Linked DNA regions of Homo sapiens: regions 1 and 2 are each linked to region 3. A link is a contact called in ENCODE Hi-C or POLR2A ChIA-PET data. All regions are on one chromosome and are shown on one strand. Each heading gives the region's core, a stretch centred on a gene start or an enhancer-like site at or near the end of the contact. The rest is flanking DNA. Distances are from core to core; before and after follow the strand shown. Region 1 holds the start of DDX55 (DEAD-box helicase 55). Region 2 holds the start of KMT5A (lysine methyltransferase 5A). Region 3 holds the start of DENR (density regulated re-initiation and release factor).

Evidence for each region. A loop is a pair of places that touch in the nucleus more often than their neighbours do. ChIA-PET counts read pairs that join two places held with the same protein, here RNA polymerase II (POLR2A). Pooled maps may share reads with other maps.
Region 1: a loop to region 3 is called in a map of CD8-positive, alpha-beta T cell, with 2.5 times the contacts of the local background. The contact joins the promoter of DDX55 here to the promoter of DENR in region 3. A Hi-C loop is called at or near these places in 1 of 168 maps with a recorded cell type or tissue (CD8-positive, alpha-beta T cell), 1 of 37 single-sample maps with no recorded cell type and 6 of 50 pooled maps.
Region 2: a map of CD4-positive, alpha-beta T cell shows a loop between it and region 3 (2.7-fold over the local background). The contact joins the promoter of KMT5A here to the promoter of DENR in region 3. A Hi-C loop is called at or near these places in 1 of 168 maps with a recorded cell type or tissue (CD4-positive, alpha-beta T cell) and 3 of 50 pooled maps. POLR2A ChIA-PET finds 5 or more read pairs at or near these places in 2 of 52 experiments (BJ and OCI-LY7).

The regions. Positions count from the first base shown.
Region 1 is chr12:123,600,278-123,603,645 of GRCh38, reverse strand. It overlaps DDX55 (DEAD-box helicase 55), which reads right to left and starts at 1,547. Exons shown (of 14, transcript NM_020936.3): 1 at 1,390-1,547. The coding sequence starts at 1,497. RefSeq lists an enhancer at 786-835 and a silencer at 1,076-1,185.
Region 2 is chr12:123,382,850-123,386,488 of GRCh38, reverse strand. KMT5A (lysine methyltransferase 5A) reads right to left here and starts at 2,357. Exons shown (of 8, transcript NM_020382.7): 1 at 2,281-2,357. The coding sequence starts at 2,290. RefSeq lists enhancers at 1,727-1,886, 2,727-2,946, 2,469-3,199 and silencers at 2,067-2,236, 3,164-3,386.
Region 3 is chr12:122,751,283-122,754,740 of GRCh38, reverse strand. DENR (density regulated re-initiation and release factor) reads right to left here and starts at 1,917. Exons shown (of 8, transcript NM_003677.5): 1 at 1,791-1,917; 2 at 934-1,048. The coding sequence starts at 1,039. RefSeq lists enhancers at 1,409-1,468, 2,560-3,421 and a silencer at 1,609-1,658.

The sequences.
Region 1 (3,368 bases), core at 298-2,797, 850 kb before region 3:
GGCCAAGGCGGGTGGATCAGGAGGTCAGGAGTTCAAGACCAACCTGGCCGAGATGGTGAAACCCCGTATCTACTAAAAATACAAAAAATTAGCCGGGCATGGTGGCAGGCACCTGTGATCTCAGCTACTTGGGAGGTTCAGGCAGAGAATTGCTTGAACCCAGGAGGCGGAGGTTGCAGTGAGCCGAGATCGCGCCACTGCACTCCAGCCTGGGCAACAGAGCGAGACTCCATCTCAAAAAAAAAAAAAAAAAGAATAAAAACCTCAGGTCCTGTAGTCTTTTCTTTCCTAACCTCCACTTCCAGTCCCTTAGCAACCTTAAAGCTATCCCAAATGTGACTTCTCAGTATCCACTGGTTCCACCCTACTCCAAGTCACCATCATCTCTTACCTGACAATGGCCTCCTAAGCGACCTGCCTGCTTCATCTCTTATGCCTGGAAAGGCCACTCTCTACAGAGAAATCACAGCCCTTCCCTTCCTAAACATCCTCCCAGATAAGATGGCTTCCCACTACATTTAGAATGAAATCCAAGCGCCTACAAGACCCTGCACAATCCATCTCTTACACTACTCTTGATGTTCAGCCACAAAGGCCTCCTTTCTGCTGCTCAAACTATTTGCAGCCTGCCGCAGGGCATTTATGTGCACTGGTATTTCTCTCCAGTGGAATAATCTCCCCCTAGTCACCTCAGAGCCAGCTCCTTCTCAATCACTGAGGTCTCAGCTCAATGCACCTCCTCAGAGAGGCCTTCCTTAACACCCTATCTCACCTCCTCTGCAGTCCTCGCGCGACACTATCACAACCGTCTTAGTTCTTTCATAACACTTACCAGCAGCTGAAATTATCCTTTCTCTAGCTCTTGCACTAGAAAGTAAGGCTATGAGCAGATGCCAATACTGCAAACTCCCCAGAGCCTAGAAGAGTTCCTGACACATAGCAGGTCCTCAAGAAATATTCTTGAAGAGATGCATAACAACGGTAACCCTTACTGAGCTCCCATAGTGTGCCGACTGGTTTATTTAGTCCCCACAGCAACCCCATAAGGAGGGTGTTATTTTTTCGTCATTTCACAGAGAAGGAAAATGAAGCACGGAGAGGTTAAGCCATTTGCCCGAGGTCTCACAGCTACAGCGAGCAGGGCCAGGATGAGAACCAGGCTTGAGACCACAGCACCCGAGGGCGGGGTGGGTCGCGGCCCCTCTGCCGGCTCGCTGGCCGGGCAGCTCCGCATTCCGCCAGTCTGGGCAGCTGGAGACAAGGCAAGAGCCCCAGCTGGAGGGATGAGCGCCCCAGGGCTCAGATCTGTCCGATCACCTCCTGTGGGTCCGATGCAGCGGGTGCCTGCCCCTCTCCCAGCCTCACTCCCCCACGCCAGGGAACCGATACCTGCACCGGCGTCATGTACGGGAAGCCCAGCTCCCGCAGCGCGCCCAGCACCTGCGGGTGCAGCGGCACAGGCAGCGACTCCCAGGAGCCCTCTGTCACATGCTCCATGGCGCGCTCCTTCGCCGCGTCGGTCGCCGCTGCTCGAACGCGCCTTGTGCACCCCCAACGAGCACTTCCGCTTCCCGCAGCTCCAGCGGCCGGCCGGGAACTTCGCTGGAGCAGCAGAGTTCCGGAGCGCGGCGAAGGCTCCCACGCCGCGGGAGGGAGGAAAGGCGTCCGCGGGACGGTGGAGGCAGGCGGCGGGGCAGGCCTGGGGAGTTACACCCGCTCCGCACAGCGCCCTGGGCTCCGGGCGCCTCTCCGCACCGGGCAGGAGTTTTGGCGGGAGGGATTCTGGCCCGGCCCTCCCACTTTCTCTGCCCCTCGGAGGCAGGTGGCAGCACAGGACCGCGTCCAGGCCGAAGGACAGCGGGGCTGGCTACCGTGGGCAGAGAAACGTGTCGGGGACCCGGGTTAGCAGCCCTGCAAAACAGGCACCCGCTGATGGCCGGTACGTCCTGAATGTTGCGGTCCGATGGCCGGTACGTCCTGAATGTTGGTTTACTTTCCCGGAAGTTAGGGTCAGAGTCCTAACTAAGAACACTGTCCCATTCCTCTGTTCACTGTTTGCCTGGGCCATTCATGTCCACATACAACTTCACTCAGAAAGCTGTTTTTGTTGTTGTTGTTGTTGTTGTTGTTGTTTGAGACGGAGTCTCGCTCTGTTGCCCAGGCTGGAGGCTGGGCGCTATAACGGTTCACTGCAAGCTCCGCCTCCCGGGTTCACGCCCTTCTCCTGCCTCAGCCTCCCGAGTACCTGGGACTGCAGGCGCCCTCCACCACGCCCGGCTAATTTTTTGTATTTTTAGTAGAGACGGGGTTTCACCGTGTTAGCCAGGATGGTCTCGATTTCCTGACCTCGTGATCCGCCCGCCTCGGCCTCCCAAAGTGCTGGGATTACAGGCGTGAGCCACCGCGCCCGGCCTTCACTCAGCAAACTTTTATTGACCACTCATTATGTGCCCTCTATGAGGGCCTATCTCCTCCACCTATGTGCATGGCTTGCTCCTGTTGAGGCTCTGAAAACGAAACCCCAAAATGAAGGCCCCAGAGGCAGCCTCAGAAGCAAGTTTCTCTCTGACCTTCTGCTCCCTCTCTGATCTCTGATTCTCTGAGGCTAGCCATAGAAACTCAAGAATCCCTCTTGCCCATGACGGAGCATAGAAACAGGAATCCCTTTTCTCCACAGTCAGCCATAAAACCTAAAAATATTACTCTCTCTCCACCTTTCTGTGAAAAAACTGGCCATAAAGAAATTATTGGCCTGGCACGGTGGCTCACGCCTGTAATCTCACCACTTTGGGAGGCCAAAGCGGGCAGATCTCAAGGTCAGGAGTTCGAGACCAGCCTGGCCAATATGGTGAAACCCCGTCTCTACTAAAAATACAGAAATTAGCCAGGCGTGGTGGCGCATGCCTGTAGTCCCAGCTACTCAGGAGCCTGAGGCAGAAGAATCGCTTGAACCAGGGAGGTGGAGGTTGCGCCACTGCACTCCAGCGTGGGTGACAAAGCGAGACTCAGTCTCAAAAAAAAAAAGAAAAAGAAATTATCTGGGCTAGGTGCGGTGGCTCATGCCTGTAATCCCAGCACTTTGGGAGGCTGAGGCAGGCGGATCACCTAAGGTAAGGAGTTTGAGACCAGCCTGGCCAACGTAGTGAAACCCTGTCTACTAAAAATACAAAAAATTAGCCAGGTGTGGTGGCAGGTGCCTGCAGCTACTCCGGAGGCTGAGCTACAAGCATCGCTTGAACCTGAGAAGTGGAGGCTGCAGTAATCCTAGATCGCACCATTGCATTCCAGCCTGGGCGACAGAGTGAGACTCAGTCTCAAAAAACAAACAAACAAACAAACAAACAAACAAAAAAAGGCCAGACGTGGTG
Region 2 (3,639 bases), core at 1,108-3,607, 630 kb before region 3:
ATCCCAGCACTCTGGGAGGCCGAGGTGGGCAGATAACCTGAGGTCAGGAGTTCAAGACTAGCCTGGCCAACATGGCGAAACCCCGTCTCTACTAAAAATACAAAAATTAGCTGGGTGTGGTGACAGGTGCCTGTAATCCCAGCTACTTGGGAAGCTGAGGCACAAGAATCACTTGAACACAGGAGAGGGAGGGTGAAGCGGGCTGAAATCACTCCACTGTACTCCAGCCTGGGTGACAGAGAGAGACTCTGTCTCAAAAAAAAAAAAAAAAAAAAAAATCTAAATCTAAATATCCAATTTAATAGCTTGCAAGGGCAGTAAAGCCTAAGAAACAGGTAACTACTAATTTGGGGGTCAAGTGAGACAGTGAGAATCAATAACTAATAATTACATAGGTGATTTGTAAGCTGCCATGGGAGGAGCTGACAAACATTATCTTCGCTTTGGGTAAGTAAGGGAGGTTGGGTGGCACAAGCAAAGACCCAGCCAAGCTAGAGTCTGGACAGCAAGTTTGGACTTCACGCTTCCTCTTCCAAAAAATGAGAATAACAATTTGTAAAGATCAATTGAGTTAATAAAGTGCCTGGCCCTCAGTGGTAATTATTATTATTTTGTTATTGTTCTTGTTTGTTTTTTTGAGATGGAGTCTTGCTCTGTTGCCCATGCTGGAGTGCGGTGACGTAATCTCGGCTCACTGCAAGCTCCACCTCCCAGGTTCAGGCAATTCTCCCTGCCTCAGCCTCCCAAGTAGCTGGGATTACAGGCATGCGCTGCCATGCCCGGCTAATTTTGTATTTTTAGTAGAGACGGGATTTCTCCATGTTGGTCAGACTGGTCTCGAACTCCCGACCTCAGGTGATCTGCCCGCCTTGGCCTCCCAAAGTGCTAGGATTACAGGTGTGAGCCACCATGCCTGGCCATAATTATTATTTAGTCATATTTTAAGTATTTCAATGATAGATGGTTAGTTTTCTTCATATATTAATTAATGCACTACTTTTAAAACAAGTAGTTTAAATGATTTTGCTGTGATGAGAAAAATGAACCCAGGAAGCATAGTTTTATTAAAATTTGTCAGATAAATTAGTCAGATAATGTTAAATATACTTTTAGATGCTTAACACTTTTCAAAGGAAAAATATTAGTATTAATTTTCTCCAAGAGTTGAGTGATGAAGCTCTTTAACCTGAAGTTTACTATGCCTCATTTTTTCATCAGGCTCTGGGTAAGTCTTATCCCAAAAGAACCTCTAGGGATGCTAGGAGAATAGATGATGCAACTGACTTCAGGGCCTGAAAACAAAGGGACCCAATAGATATTTACTGAATGAATCATTATTTTATTCATTATTATTGCTATAGGGAGCATACTGCACTAAAGCAAATTCCTACTAACACTTGAAGCCTTGAAATTTTGAGAAAAATATAATACCAAAACTTTTTTTTTTTTTTAATACTAATTCTACTCAACTTTCACGCTCAAGTTTTTGGCCCTTTGGCGTGAAGGAGACGCAGTGGCTGGAAATGACCAAGCGGTTGGAGATCTCTTTGCCGCATACCTGGGAGGCACTGTCCTGACAGCCAACTAAGTATGCAGAGGACTTCAGACAGGGCATCGCCTCCCAGGGCTGTACAAGCCCACCCAAGCCATCTACCGGGGGGCGAAGTCCTGACCAGATGCGGGGCGAACGACCGCGCCCGCGAGATGCCAGGAACCCGTTTTACCCCAAAGTGGGCCAGCGGGGCCCGGCCTTCGCTCCAGCGGCGCAGAGCTGACTCAGGACGTGGGGAGGGAGGAAAGGCGCCTGCTGCGGTGTCCACCCTGACGCGCACCCCAATATGCAGGTTATCGATCTGCGCCTTCGCCTCGGGATCACCTCCTTTCCCAAAGAGAGAGGGCCCCAAAGTGGGCGAAGCCTCACTCCTGCCCCCGCCCCACTTCTATCAATAACACCTATTCCCTGGAGGTGCCCTGCGCTTTAGTTTCCAAAGAGCTCTGACATATGGATCTGCTGCCGTGGAGAGGCAGGCCCGCAGGTGTTCACTTCATAGAAGGGAAACAGAAGCACGGCAGTGGGAAGGGTTTCTGGGGGCATCTGGAGCCGCAAGGGGGGGCCGGCGGGTTCCGCAGCAGCACCCCCTCTCCCCCCACGCGGGTCCCCAAGCTTGCCCCGAGCCACCCGAGGAGGACGCCTCCCCGCAGCCGCTGCCTCCACCCCGGCAACCCCTCCAGCACGACCCCCGACCCAGCCGCTCCGGTGCCGGCCACTTGGGCAAATACCTCTAGCCATGGCTCCACTCTGTCACCGCCTGGGATCTCCCGGGAAACCCAGCTTTCGAAAAAAGTTGCAACAACTCAGCCAACTGCTCCGCCGGGCTCCAGCTGCTCGCCCCGATTGGCGCCGCCTCCCGCCTCTCCGCAGGCTGCCCGTAGTGATAGGCCAACTCGGAGAAAGGCCCCGCCCTTCTCCCGCCTCTTCGGCGGCGGGGCGTGTCCAGCCGCCGCAATAACTGCAAACGCTTTCCCGACAGGTCCCGGCGGAGGAGGTGGGAGGGGTGTTTAAATTTGACCGTCGCCAGACGTTGAATGGCTGCGATGGAAGACACCCGAGCTGCCATTGGGAGGCCCCAGATTCCTCCCCCTCCCGCTGCTGAAGCTCCGCCTCCGGAGCGTGAGTAGCCCGGCTGGAGCCCTGGGCTCCGAGCCGACCGGATCTGGGACTTCCGGTTCTCTGTGGGCTTGACCGGAACCCGACCTTTGACCCCTCGATCTTCCCTTAAGAGCTGGGAAACCTGAGTCTCCCAGCAGTTTAGCAACTCCAGCACACCGACCTCTCCAGCAGTTTGATCCATTCATTCTCAGGTTTGAAAGGTTTTGGCCGGGCGCGGTGGCTCATGCCTGTAATCCCAGCACTTTGGGAGGCTGAGGCGGGCGGATCACCTGAGGTCCGTGGTTCGAGACCAGCCTGACCAATATAGAGAAACCCAGTCTCTACTAAAAATACAAAATTAGCCGGGCGTGGTATCGCATGCATGTAATCCCAGCTACTCGGGAGGCTGAGGCCGGAGAATAGCATGTAATCCCAGCTACTCGGGAGGCAGAGGTTACGGTGAGCCGAGATCGCGCCATTGCACTCCAGCCTGGGCAACAAGAGCGAAACACTGTCTCAAAAAAAAAAAAAAAAAAAAAGGTTTATTGAATATTCCAGTATTCAAAACCCGGCCGGGCGCGGTGGCTCACGCCTGTAATCTCAGCACTTTGGGAGGCCGAGGCGGGTGGATTACGAGGTCAGGAGATCGAGACCATCCTGGCTAACACGGTGAAACCCCGTCTCTACTAAAAATACAAAAAAAATGAGCCGGGCGTGGTGGCGGGCGCCTGTAGTCCCAGCTACCTGGGAGGCCGAGGCAGGACAATGGCGTGAACCCGGGAGACAGAGCTTGCAGTGAGCCGAGATCACGCCGCTGCACTCCAGCCTGGGCGACAGAACGAGACTCCGTCTCAAAAAAAGAAAAAAAAAAAAACCCACAGACACAACTCCTACCAACTAACTGGGTCAGTAGGGAAGGTCCTTCCAGGACCGCAAAGATCCTAATGCTTCACACCCACCCATTTTACAGATGGGGCAATAGAGGAAGC
Region 3 (3,458 bases), core at 668-3,167:
TCAAAAAATGATTAGGTTGGTGCAAAAGTAACTGCAGTTTTTGCCATTACTTTTAATGGCAAAAAGATATCATTTCTCCTTCTACGGTACTTAAATGTCAGATGTGGTCTCTACTGCAGTCACAGAATGTAAGGTCCACGTGAACAAGGATCTTCTGACTTATTCACTACTCAGGCCCCAGCACCTAAAACATCACTAGGCACACAGTAAGTTCTGAGAAATATTTACTGAAAAAATATTTACTTGCCCTTTTACTGTCCTGTATCTTCAGATTTTTCTGAAAGTTTCCAAGATGCGAATACATACAGCATTTACAATTCACAAATATTTCTATATTGAAAATGAAGAAAAACACTCGAAAGTGAAAAAGATCTTGATTAAACCTAATACATATATCATGATTCAAACCAAGAAGACTTTCCTCACTGTCCTACCACCCAACACTCCAACCTCACCTTCTCCCACTCCTTAACGGGCCACCCTCCCTATACGATACACCAGACAAACTCAAAGCTGCTCACTTCTTCACAGACAGCCATCAAGCTTTTTCTTACATAGTCGTGCGCTTTGTCTGGGACGCCGTTCCCCACCTTCTCATCCAGTCCTTGCCATCCTTAACTCATAATCTTCCAAGAAGCCCTCCTTTGACAGCTAGACTAGCATACACCTTGAGGACCTTCAGGCTGAAATAACCTAGTTGCACATCCTGTTACAAATGGACTGTAAGCTTCTTCAGGCAGAGTAGCCAGACACAAATCACCCAGGTGGGGAAACTCTGTTAATTCATGCCTCCTCCTCCCCAGGACTCCTCTCCCCCAGTACAAACTCACCAAATGAAAAGGATGGGGAAGAAAGCTTACCAAATGTCAAACTGTTATTACAATGCATAAAAGTATAGTGAGTAAAAGTCATTCTGTGGCTACCAACACTTGCCTCCACAATAAAGGACTCGAAGTGGGTAATCGGCATCTAACTTGGCACTGTTCCTTGGGTCTCCTTTGCAGTCAGCCCCGCTGGATTCAGAAATGTCAGCAGCCATTTCACAAACCTGTAAGCAAGGAAAATAACACACCCTCACTATTTTAGAATCAAGACCCCAGAAGAGCAGTGTTCCTCTCAACAGAAACCTCCCCACCCCAAAGCTGTTTCAAGTCTGTTGTTGAGTGGGGGATACAAGCTGCATTCGATTCATAAAATATGAGCAATCCCAGGCACAACATCTCCTTGCTCCACAGGTCTACAGGGAAGCAAGCAGCAAATGGACCATGAAGGATGGGGCAGAGGGACTCACTAGAGAAAAACAGGAAGCAATGGGGAAGGAAAGATGGGGTGAGTACCCACGGCAGACACGGAGCAAAAAGGTCTGAGGGTGATCTGGGAGGGATGCAAACTGCAGTGAGAGAAGGGCTACAAAGGCGCCGAATGGAGAGAGGCTGGAAGTGCCTAGGAACAAGGGGTGGGTCATCGGAGAAGCCCGGGGTGCAGGGTGTGGGGGCAACTAAACGCCATGAGAGGGGCCTGGGGAGTCTAAAAAGGGCATGGGAGGGGGCGGGGTAACCAGAGCGTAAGAAGGATGAGGAGAGAAAACGAGCGCAGAATGTAAGAGCACTGAGGGGACAAGGGCGACCAGGTCTGAGGCGAAGGAGCAACCCCGGGGACGCCAGAAGGGGCCCTTGTGGGCGGGGGTGTGGAGAGGCCCGGCCCGGCCCCCTTCCGCCAGGCAGCATCTCAGCTTCCCCCACACTCTCTACGAGCTTCTCGGGAGCGGGAGAAGCACTTGGGGTCGTTACCCAGGCGGTCGCACAGGCCCCGCCGGCTCCGCTCCCGCCGCTATCGCCAGCTGAACCAACACATGCAACTCGTCTCCCCGGCCAGGGCCGCCCGAGCGCCCGACCGCCAGCAGCGCTCCCGCGAGACAATGAGCCTTTATCGCGAGATTCCGGCCGCCGCTGGGCGGATGTCGCGAGAAGCCGGAAGACGGGGGCGGAGAAAAATTGCGGAGCGTGCGCCTTGCCCTCCGGTGGGGGGCGTGGCCAAGAGGCCGAGAGGCGGGCCGCCGGCAGGCGGTGCTCGTCACCCGTTGGAGAGGATGAATCCTCGAGATGGGCGTGCCGAAGGGAACGTGACTTGCAGACGCAGAGAGCGCACCTGAGTCACAAATGACTCCCTATTAATGAGTCCGAGGATCATCGCCTCGGTGTCTGCGGTGCATCCTGGAGTCCTGACTAACCTCCAGCTACTGCATAAATCACTCCCGTGCGGGGAGATTGCAGCCGGATAGAGCGTTTGGTCGCATTTTAACACCATGCACTGAATTAAAGGAAGGTGTTCTCCCTCCCTCCCTCCCTCCCTTCCTTCTTTCCTTCCTCTCTTCTTTTCTCTCTCTCTTCGCCGGATGGAGCGTTTGGTTGCGTTTTAACACCATACACTAAATTAAAGGAATTCTTTTTTCTTTCTTTTCTGTTCTTTCTTTTCTTTCTTCTTTCTCTTCTTTCTGTCTCTTTCTTCCCCTTCCCTCCCTCCCTCCCTTCCTTCCTTCTTTCCTTCCTTCCTCCCTCCCTTCCTTCCTTCCTCCCTCCCTTCCTTCATCCTTTTCTTTATGTTTTGACAGGGTCTCACTCTGTCACCTAGGCTGGATGGAGTGCAGTTGCACAAACACGGTTCACTGCAGCCTCGACCTCCCAAGTAGTTGGGAATACAGGCGCGCGTTACCACACCCAGCTAATTTTTAATTTGTTTATAGAGGTGGGGGAATCTCCCTATGCTGTCCAGGCTGGTCTCGAACTCCCGGACTCAAGGGATCCTCCCGCCTCCGCCTCCCAAAGTGCTGGGATTACAGGCGTGAGCCACCGCGCCCGGCCTACAATTTTTTTTAATGAAAAAAAGAAAAATGTAAGAGTATGGGAATATATGGGGAAAAGAAAGATCAGATTGTTACTGTGTCTGTGTAGAAAGAAGTAGACATAAGAGACTCCATTTTGTTCTGTGCTAAGAAAAATTCTTCTGCCTTGAGATGCTGTTAATCTGTAACCCTACCACCAACCCTGTGCTTCCTGAGACCTGTGCTGTGTCAACTGAGGGTTAAATGGATTAAGGGCTGTGCAGGATGTGCTTTGTTAAACAAATGCTTGAAGGCAGCATGCGCCTTAAGAATCATCACCACTCCCTAATCTCAAGTACCCAGAGACACAATACACTGCAGAAGGCCGCAGGGACCTCTTCCTAGGAAAGCCAGGTATTGTCCAAGGTTTCTCCTCATGTGATAGTCTGAAATATGGCCTCGTGGGAAGGGAAAGACCTGACCATTCCACAGCCCGACACCTGTAAAGGGTCTGTGCTCAGGAGGATTAGTAAAAGAGGAAGGAACACCTCTGTGCAGTTGAGATAAGAGGAAGGCATCTGTCTCCTGCTCGTCCCTGGGCAATGGAATGTCTCGGTGTAAAGCCCGATTGTATATT